Linked DNA regions of Mus musculus: region 1 is linked to region 2. The links are chromatin contacts, found by Hi-C or POLR2A ChIA-PET in ENCODE. All regions are on one chromosome and are shown on one strand. The core of a region is the stretch at or near the end of the contact, and the rest is flanking DNA. Distances in the headings are between cores, read along the strand shown. Region 1 holds the start of Mpp1 (membrane protein, palmitoylated). Region 2 holds the start of Dkc1 (dyskeratosis congenita 1, dyskerin).

Evidence for each region. A loop is a pair of places that touch in the nucleus more often than their neighbours do. ChIA-PET counts read pairs that join two places held with the same protein, here RNA polymerase II (POLR2A).
Region 1: a loop to region 2 is called in a map of left cerebral cortex, with 4 times the contacts of the local background. The contact joins the promoter of Mpp1 here to the promoter of Dkc1 in region 2. A Hi-C loop is called at or near these places in 3 of 37 maps with a recorded cell type or tissue (heart and left cerebral cortex). POLR2A ChIA-PET finds 5 or more read pairs at or near these places in 4 of 5 experiments (Patski and embryonic stem cell).

Annotation. Positions count from the first base shown.
Region 1 is chrX:75,129,224-75,134,643 of GRCm38, reverse strand. Mpp1 (membrane protein, palmitoylated) reads left to right here and starts at 3,628. Exons shown (of 12, transcript NM_008621.3): 1 at 3,628-3,919. The coding sequence starts at 3,818.
Region 2 is chrX:75,092,807-75,097,731 of GRCm38, reverse strand. Dkc1 (dyskeratosis congenita 1, dyskerin) reads right to left here and starts at 1,878. Exons shown (of 15, transcript NM_001030307.2): 1 at 1,605-1,878; 2 at 831-898; 3 at 363-449. The coding sequence starts at 1,620.

The DNA.
Region 1 (5,420 bases), core at 2,379-4,878, 35 kb before region 2:
TGAGGTTTAAAATTCCAAGTCAGGCTCAGTGGCTTGCTTTCTTCCTGCTGCCTGTGGATCTGAATGTAGAGCTCTCAGTTCCTTCTCCAGCACCCTGTTTACCTGCATGTCTCCATGCTCGCAATCATGATGACAATGGACTAAACCTCTGAAATTTTAAACCAGCTCCAATTAAATGCTTTCTTTTATAAGAGTTGCCACCATGGTCATGGTGTTTGTTTAAGTCAGTAGAACAGTGAGTGACCAAGACAATATCTTTCCAACAAAAATTGTATGCATTCTCATGTTCTCCAGAAGTCAATATTGCTAATTTTTATTTGGGAGTACAACAGCAATTCATTATAATCTTAATTTGCATTTAGTCCTATCTTCATATGTATATTGGCTGTCTTAGTCACTGTTCTGTTTCTATGAAGAGACACCATGACCAAGGCAACTTTTTTTTTTTTTTTTTTTTTTTGGTTTTTCGAGACAGGGTTTCTCTGTATAGCCCTGGCTGTCTGGTTGTGAGCCAGCATGTGGTTGCTGGGATTTGAACTCAGAACCTTCCAAAGAGCAGTCAGTGCTCTTAATCGCTGAGCCATCTCGCCAGCCCTATAGGGGCCATTCTTATTTAAACCACCATTAACTCTTTGTGTTTCCTCCATTGTGATATATTTATTCATGTCTTTTGACCAGTTCTTTATTGGATTGTGTTTTTCTTGTTAATTTGTAGTCCTTTTGTTGCCATGAAGTGTCTACCTCCATTACTTCTAAGATATCAATGCCAAACCAAAGTTGTAGTCTATGGAAGTTCTCCTGGAAAACCAATGAGTTTATTGAGCTTACTTACAGAGCATTGGTGACAGGTCACTGATTAAAGCAAAGCAGTTCCTCTGGAAAGCCTTTATCCCAACATGGATGATGGCTTCCCTGTAGCCACACAGATGGAGTTTCATTATGTTAACCTTCCTCAGTCTATACACTCTAGTCCCTCCCAAGACCCAGAACAATTAGAACAAAATTAGTTACAACTGATTGACAGGAATGGCTGAATAGGCAAGTGAGAGTCCTGTAGCCTCCCACATACCCTCCTTCTATAAGAGTAGGTTAACAGTCAACAAACCCAAATATGATGATCTTTTGCTAGCAGATACAGATGAATTAATGAAGATGGTGGCTGTTTGGCTAAGAGGATAGAGCTAAACAATGTCTTTATACATTCATAATAGAAACATTTCTTGCTTTTATATATTGAAATGTCATTATATTTATTGTTTTGGGTTTTTTGTTGTTGTTGTTGTTGTTGTTGTTGTTGTTGTTGTTCTTGTTCTTGTTCTTGTTTTTCGAGACAGGGTTCCTCTGTATAGCTCTGGCTGTCCTGGAACTCACTTTGTAGCCAGGCTGGCCTAGAACTCAGAAATCCGCCTGCCTCTGCCTCCCAAGTGCTGGGATTAAAGGAGTGTGCCACCACGCCAAGCTTATTGGTTTTTGTGTGTGTGTGTGTGTGTGTGTGTCTACATGTGTATGTGAAGGATACTTAGAAAGTTGTATACACTCACGTATGTATAGATTCACAAACCCCATGCATATATAGAAATGGGAGGATGACCTTATGTGTTTTTCTCTATCACTCTTCACCCTATTTTCCTTAATATAGGGTCTCTCACTGACTCTGGAGCTATGCTGGCAGCCAACAGATTCTCTTATTTCTCTTCATAGCTCTGGGGTTACGAGCATGTTTGGCCATGACCAGCTTTTTAAGTGGTTGCTGGGAATTTAAATTCAGGTCTTCATGCTTGAACAGTAAGTTATCCTAACCAGTGAGTCAGCTTCCCATTCTCTCATAGTTTGGGGATTGTTTGTTTCTGAGAAAGTGTTTGGTATAGCTCAAGTTGGATTCAAATTCACCTTGTAGCAGAAGCTGAGTTTAAACTCAAGATTCTCCAGTATCTACCACCCAAGCACTGAGATTACAGGTATGTGCCACTATGTCTAGTTCTCTTTTGTTTTAAAAAAGTTCTTTTTCTTCCCAACAACTGGAGCAGGTGCTATCCCAAAAGCTGTTGCCTGTAGGTGGGGTATACTCTTCTAGCTGGGCTGCCTTATCTGGCCTCAGTGGAAGAGGATGCACCTAGCCTCACAGAGACTTAATGTATCAGGGTGGGGGAATACTCAGGAACCCCCACCTACTCAGAGGAGAAGGGGGGATGGGAGAAAGAATGGTAGGAGGAGGTGACTGGGAGGAGACAGTGAGCAGGATACAAAGTGAATAAATACAATAATATATATGATAAAAAGAATAAAAAGACTTGATTATGTGTCATGTTATAAAAATATATAATTACATTTTCCTTAAAAATATATACTCTCCAACATCCATATATTTAAGTGGAATAAAATATTCTGATTTTTTAAAGTTCTTTTTCTTATTTACTTATTATTAGTTTTGTTTTGAGACAAGGTCTTATGTATTCTAGGTTGCCCTCAAACTTACTGAGTGACTGAGAATGACTTTGAACTTCTGATCCTATTAACTCCACCTCCAAAATGCTAAGATTATAGGCACGCACTATCATGAATAGTGTGTGCATTACTGAGAGTTGAACCCAGGGATTTTGCATGCTAGCTAAGCAGTCCGCCAACTGAGGTTCATCTTCATTGTGTATCACATAAACCAAGGTTCCAATTTCATCCTTTCCAGTTCCACTGTCAGTTAATGAAAGGCCTTATTTACTCACCTAGCTGTTTTTATTATTGAGTACCTTTGTATATGGGCACAGAGGTGTTACATAGTTGATTATTCTGTAACATTGCTCAGTGTATTCTCTTCCTCTGTACCAAGATCTCCTCCTTTGCCCTTCTCTCCTCCCCTTTTCTCTTCTCTTCTCTTTTCTTCTCCTCTCTCTCCACCTAAAAGTAATTCTTCTAGGGACGGGGGAGAGTGTAAGCTATCAATCATACAAGCTCTGAATTTTAGGACAGGATTCCCAAGGAGCCTTTAAACCCAGTAAACATTCATTTTGTTTAGAAAGTCTTTCATTAGTCTCCAGACCATTTGGAAGTTTAGGGCGTTTACTCCAATTCTTGAAGATTATTTGTTCCATTTGCTTCTGTTGATTCCTAGAAATTGTGTGGCATTAACAACAGGAGATCTGGCCTAAGGTAAATAAAACCAGTTTGCTCTTGAGGGCAGTCCCATCTTTCCTCGCTGAATAGCATATACCAATGTAAATGATGGTACCAGCAGCACACTTTTACAAGTCTAAACCTGGAAAGGTGCATTGGCCTTGGGACCAATTTAAGAGCCCCTACATTCTTCAGGGTAGCTGGTTGATTCCTGATGTCAGGAGCAATCTGGATGTAAAGTTCACTCAGCTAGTTGCAACTCGTGGTTGGTAAAAGAGCTGCAGTTGCAGTAGTTGGACATTTTGGGATCCGCTTCGGTAGTTCACAGGTCGTGCGAGTAAGAGAGAGAATGGAAGCTCCTGTCTCGGAATTTTATCTTTTCAGGGATGCTGGCTGCGCATCTCGACAGGGCCCGCAGAGGCGTGGTTAGAGCGGAGCTTTCAAGCAACGCTAAACTGCGCCTTCTCCAATCGCTAAGCACAAGGAAGGCCAAGGCGTGGGTGGGCTTAGGGGCGGGCCAGGGTGGAGAGTAGGCGGAGCGTGGGTACTGCTCTGCTTGGCCCTCCTGGCTCTCAGCGCAGCTCTTGATCCCTGCCTCCTCCGCCGCCTTAGTCTAGCTCGTCTCTGAACAGGCCGCAGTTCCCCGATTTGCGATTCCTGGGCTCAAAGCTCTGCGGCTACTGCGTCTGGTTGTCTCTGCTCCTGAGAGATGACGCTCAAGTCGAGCGAAGGCGAGGGAGGGAACAGCATGCGCACCGCACTTTCGGACCTCTACCTGGAGCACTTACTACAGAAGCGTAACCGACCTGAGGTTAGCGGGACCCCTGGGGTCCTCTGGGTTCGGGTTGGGTCTAGGATCCAGGCCTTTCCATCTGCTGCTGGATTTTTCCTATCCATGGCCTTGTTCCCAAGCGCTCTGTCCCCGGATGGCCAGATCTTGGGTGTCTTGCCCCCAGGGTGGAGGCCTTAGCACTGGGCCCGATTCCTGCTGAGATCTGGGTGTGGTGGATAGTTGCCTGGAGCAGCCCTCCTAGGTGAAAATCCCGAGAGGCAGGCCAGGACTAAATGAATACTTAAGGTCAAAGAAAACTTGCTCATGGATGGAAGTCTACTAACAGACTTGAAGAAGGAAAATAAGACTTTAAGGAACACATCCAATAGTAGATCTGCCTGGCTGTTATTGAGCGTTTGTGTTGTTTCACAGACATGGTTGTGAAAACCAACTTCGTGCTCTAAAAAGCTCACACATTTCCCTCTGCATTTCATTTCAGGGGGTCTCCTTGTGCTATGCTGTAAACTAAGGTAGCATTCATATTCCAGTGTTAGACAGTAAATAGTTATTAATCTAATATGTCAGGCCTCCAGAGGTGGTTGTGATTAGATTCTATGTAACATGTCTCCCCCTCCCCATTCACCTACGGACCCTGCTCCCTCTGCTCCCCAGTCCCTTCTCCTGGGAGATTTATGATGCTGCTTGTGATACAGCGAAGATGGCTTTGTGATAGGAAGGTACAGCTATTAAACAACATACATTACTTACACAAAATGTTCAAAGATGATACTAGATGAAACTGAGGAAATAAATCCAAAAACCTTTACAGGAATGGTAGCTATTATGTGTTTTGATCACTTTTTTTTTTTTGATAAAGGGAAAAAAAGAAAAAGTGAAGAATTAATACGAGAAAAAAATCCATATTATGACAGTTGTATTCTGGTTCCTCAATTCTGGAGCTCTGTTTCCTTTTCCCTATCTCTGGTGTCATTTCCCCTCCCCAAGCTAGTTTTGGAAGTATGGTTATTTAATCTTGCCTTTCTATGCTCCACACCCAAAGTCCTCTTTTAGTAACACTGACAGAGCAACTCACTGCTTAGGGGAAGAAACTGTGCACCAATTAAATGTCAGCAAATTTTATCTCTCTTGCTGGCAAGTAGGAGGACATTTTGCTTTTTTTGTTTATCTGTTTGTTTCTTGCTTTGAGACGCTGTCTCACACTAGCTCAGGTTACCTTGTAGCTTACTCAGTTGCCCCAACTGGCCTTGAATTCCTTGCAATTCTCCTGCCTCAGCCTCCTGAGTTTATAGGCACTATATGGGCTAACATGTCAGACTTCAGGACATTTTTAGTGTCACAACTAGATGGATTTATTTTTTACAGCAAGAAATTATCAGACCTCCCTCCAAAGTGTCATGACTGCTGAAGGAAACATCTATTCCTGATGTTCTAGTTCAGTGTCTTATTTAAGGTGAGCAAATAAAGTGCAAAGAACAAAACTTAATGTGATAAAAATTCTAATCTACTTAAGCCACTGTGG
Region 2 (4,925 bases), core at 629-3,128:
TAAAAAAAAAAGTGGCCTAGGATCACATATACTCTTATTTCAAAGGCGTCTGGCTTCAAAACCCCATGTTCTTAGGCACTGAAACAGTCTACAGGAGTTGATTTCAAAAGTGCAATTGTCTAAAACCTAACAGCAATTGACATTTTGGTGACATACTATATTCCATGCTACATCATTTAAAGTTTTCTAAATGTAAACTATGCTGGCAGTGAGCATTCCTTTTTTGAGACAGGGTCTCTTTATGTAAACTAGGCTTGCCTGGCCCACTGGAATAAAGAGCATGCAACACAACACCCCAGCAGTAAGCATTAACTAGAAATAATATGGAATTCAAGCATCCATCTGATACACAGAAAACATACCTTTAGTAACAAGGGCCACTGAGAAGTGTCTAATTGAGCCACTTTAGATTCTGGTTTGATAAGAAATTCTTCAGCATGTTGTATTTCCTTCAATAGAGCAGAAACATTTCTCAGCTTAATTTTGGAAGTGCATGCCTTTTAAACAAGAGGAAAGGAGGGGTGTGATTTCTGAAACCCAGGTCACTCAACTTTAGGAAGATCAAGTTGAATCCAAATATTTTAACAAAACCATGGGTCTGCTGATGGAGTAAGGCAGAGAAATTCAGGGTCAATAGCTCACCATTTAGCATGCCATGCATGTTAGAAAATTTCTCTGGGAGTTGTATGATTTCAGGTTTTTGCCCGTTCTACATAATGACCACTAAGTACTAGCATATTGATTGAGAATATTTAAAAGCACTTTCCCCCTTTAATGTGCTGTTTACTAAATTATCTCAATCAGTCGAAGCAAAGTAAATTTCTACTCACGGCAACATCATCTTCTTGTAATGGCTTCCGGTCTTTTTTCTTCTTATGCTTCTTTGGGAATGTAATTACTACAAGAAACAAACTCAATATTTGAAGATTTTGAAAACTAAAACCAAAGTTTAAAATTAACTCTAAAATCGGGACAAAGAAAACATTTTAAAGTCTGACATTACTGGAGAGAACTTACGTTTGTGAGGCCAAACACTAGGATGGCTTGGCTGGTAAATGACTCTAGCACGTGTTGGCTTCCCTTCGGGTTCTCCACGTGGCTGTGGCAAGGCCAAATATTACTTAGGGAAGCACTTGTCCACAGGCTGGAAAGTTTCACAAACGAACACTGCACTGTCCATAGGGGCTTGTGATCTCTTAAAGTTTTTCTTGTAGGTCTGAGTTACACTTGCTTCCAACTCCTCTGTTCCTTTCCTTCCTAACCCTTGCTCTGCACCTTTGCTACCCTCATTTCCATAATGTCCTGCCTAGTGCCAGCAGAAATGCTACCGCGTCTCCTTATCACGACACAGTCGCCTCCACGGCTGATGCCTTTGGGAGGGGACCCTGGTAGAATCTTTTGCACGAAGCCAGGATCTAATGAAGCCTAGTCACTGGTCACGAATGCGTGCATTCACAGGTAGAGCCAGAGCCGAGTGGTGAGACAGCCAAACTGCGAGCGGGAACACGGGGAACCGCGGGTCACGATGCAATCTCACTATAACTAGCTCCGGGTCGTGTAGGAGGCCCCACAGGTCTCATGGCACTGCCACCAGAACCTCTTACCTTCTGCATCCGCCATCTTGAACTGCACCGCGTGCGTCCCGCCCAAGCCGCCACAAACTAAGAACTGTAGACTCCTATGGTGTGAGACCCGTCCGGGCACGTCATTAGGACCCGCCCACCGTTGCACCGCCCCTAGCTTGCTGATATAAAAAAGGGACGTAGAGAAGAGGAGGAGGAGGAGGAGGACAGGACGGGGTACGGGGGCAGGAATCTCTACGAACCCGCGGACTGTCTACTCAATCCCATTGGCTGATTCGGCCACGGAGGTGTGACCGCACATGCGCCTGGAAGCTCCCCCTCACTCCTCCCCACCCCAACCCCACACTGCCAACCCTTGGCAGAGCGCCTTGGAACCTTGGCCAGGCTTCTGCAGTAACAGACTACAGCGGGTGGGCTGTACTGTACCCTCCTCCAGTCTAGCTTCAGCTTCAGCACTTGGACATCCTTCTTAGCGCGCTATAAATAGCTGGTTTTAACTCAAACAGACATTTTTTTGCTTGCTATCATGTCAGTTTCAATTGAAAAAGACATTGAGGTACACAGTGTCAAAGTGAAAGCTGTTTACTCCTTGAAATTCCTATTAAGTTATGGCTGTATTGGCCAATAGGAATTGAGTGCAAGCCTCGTGTAAACTTTTAAATTTTCTAGCAGCTACATCAAACTAAAAAGGTTGAAAGTGATTCTGGTAGTTAATTTTACATAACCCTGCGGATCTGGCATGTTATTTTAATACGGAAGCAATATGCAGCAGTGTGTAATGTTTTGCTTTTTTCTGTATGAAGTTTTTTTCCAGTGTGTTTCACACTTAACCTGTACACTTAAGTTCGAATTCCACAGCCTGGACATCAAGTGCAGAGCTCTAGTGGCTGAGATAATGTAACAGCCAGAAAGTAACAGCTCTAGGATTGAGCCCTGACTTTTGTCGGGTAGAGTCTTCTGGCTGTTAATCCGAGCTACTGCCTTTGAGATAAGATCTCTGGAATATCCTCCTTCACCCTGTTTCCTATTCTACCTCTGTAGATTCTTTTGGCTTTCTGGATTCATAACCCATATCTAGTGAATTTGATAGATCATTAGTTATCTTCATTGTAGATGGAATCATTTGCCAATAGTTTTCCAGTTAGTTGTTGCTGACAAAAAAAAAAAAAATAGTATTCTTTTTCTTCTGATCTACAATGCTAAAATCAGATTTTTTCAGTTTTTTTTTCTGTTTTTTTTTTCTTTTTTACTATGACTTACAATGGGTTTTTATGTCTTTATGGAATTCATTTTGCTAATAGTGGTAATGATCAGAATTGACTATTAACAGATAAGACCCTTAGAATTAAATGTTATTTTATAATGCTCCAGTGATAATTAATAGGGTGAGTAAATCTGAAGTACTCATTTGCCATTTGTCCAGTGCCTTCATCTTTGTCCTGTATCTCTATGCTCAAATCTTTTTGGAGAGATTTTGCTTTCGGAGAGTTCCAGAACCCGTGGATTTTTCTTCACTCTTACTTCTCTAACCATCATTATAATGTCTCTATTTCTCCAGTAGCTTCCTGAAGTCCCAACTTTTTCTACTTTCCCTAGATTGTCTTAATAAGCAGCCTGAAAGTATCATTAAACTTAGGTCCTGTTTATGCTTAAAATACTTTTTAAGGGTTGATGATAAGGTTCAACAGTGAAGTGTGAGTGAGTGAGTGAGTGAGTGAGTGAGTGAGTGATGGATGAGAGCAAAGAAAGAAAAGTTCATTCCCCTCAGACAGATTTTCTTAAGCCAAGAGTTAACCTCTGCTTTGCCCCAGGACACAATTTAAAAACCTAGAAGCTGCAGGAGAAAAAAAAATGTGTTTGAAAACAATCTTAAGAGTTTGTAAATGTGTGTCTCTGCACAGGAAAACAAAAAATCCAGTCTCTTCTCAAAGATTAGGGATTTAAGTCTCTGAAGTTTCCCTCTCCTAATTTAGGGTTGGTCAGTTTGAAGAAAGATAGAGTGGTTGATTAGCCTACTGTTTTGTAGCAAGCCCTGAACCAGCCTTGAATTTGTTGAGCTAGTTCACCAGCAGGGTCTCACAGGTGGAAGACAAAGGCTTACAGGGCTTTTGTTTTATACTGCTAGGCCTTTGTCTCAAATCAGGAGTGTGAGGAAGAAAACAAGCCATCTTGGAAATTTAACACTTTTGTTGCTAGTCATGGACCCTCATCCTATCTGTGTGCCAAGAAAAGTATCTTAACACCTGATGCTCTCTAGTTTCATCAATTTTCCTGCTAATGGCTCAATTCCATTTCATCCTTCCTTAAGGCTGAATAAAATTCTACTATATATATATATATATATATATATACATATATATATATAATCCCATATATATGGGATTAAAGGCATGTGTCACCACTGCCCAGCAATAAGCATTGATTTAAGAAAGTGTTTTAGCCTAGTTTAGTGATGAATGCCTTTAATCCAAAAGGCAGGCAGAGCTTGAGTTCAAGGCCAGACTGGTCTATAGAGCTAGTTCCAGGACAGCCAGGACTACATACAAAAATCCTGATTTGAGCGGGGCGTGGTGGCACACCCCTTTAATCCCAGCACTCGGGAGGCAGAGGCAGGCGGATTTCTGAGTTCAAGGCCAGCCTGGTCTACAAAGTGAGTTCCAGGACAGCCAGGGCTATACAGAGAAACCCTTTCTCGAAAAAAAACAAAAACCAAACAAACAAAAAAACCCAAAACCAAAAACAACAACAACAAAAAACAAACAAAAAAAGAAAACAAAACAAACTAAAACAAAAAGTATGTGTTTTGTTAGTATATTGTACTGGCTAGTACATTGTTTTATGTGTCAACTTGACACAAGCTGGAATTATCACAGAGAAAGGAGCCTCCCTTGAGGAAATGCCTCCATGAGATCCTGCTGTAAGGCATTTTCTCAATTAGTGATCAAGGGTGGGAGGACCAATTGTGGGTGGTGCCATCCCTGGGTTAGTAGTCTTTGGTTCTATAAGAAAGCAAGCTGAGCAGGCCAGTAACATCCCTCCATGGTTTCTGCATCAGCTCCTGCTTCCTGCCCTGCTTGAGTTCCAGTCCTGACTTCCTTTGGTGATGAACAGCAACATGGAAGTGTAAGCTGAATAAACCCTTTCCTCCCCAACTTGCTTTTTGGTCATGATGTCTGTGCAGGAATAGAAACTCTGACTAAGACATATATACTTTTAGATTTTGATTCCAGACTATATTTCTATACACTATTTTCACCACAATCTGGCCAGTTTCCAAAACAATATTCCCACAGTTATTTGAGAAATCATCACTGAACTTGGATGACTCCTTCTGGTACTAAA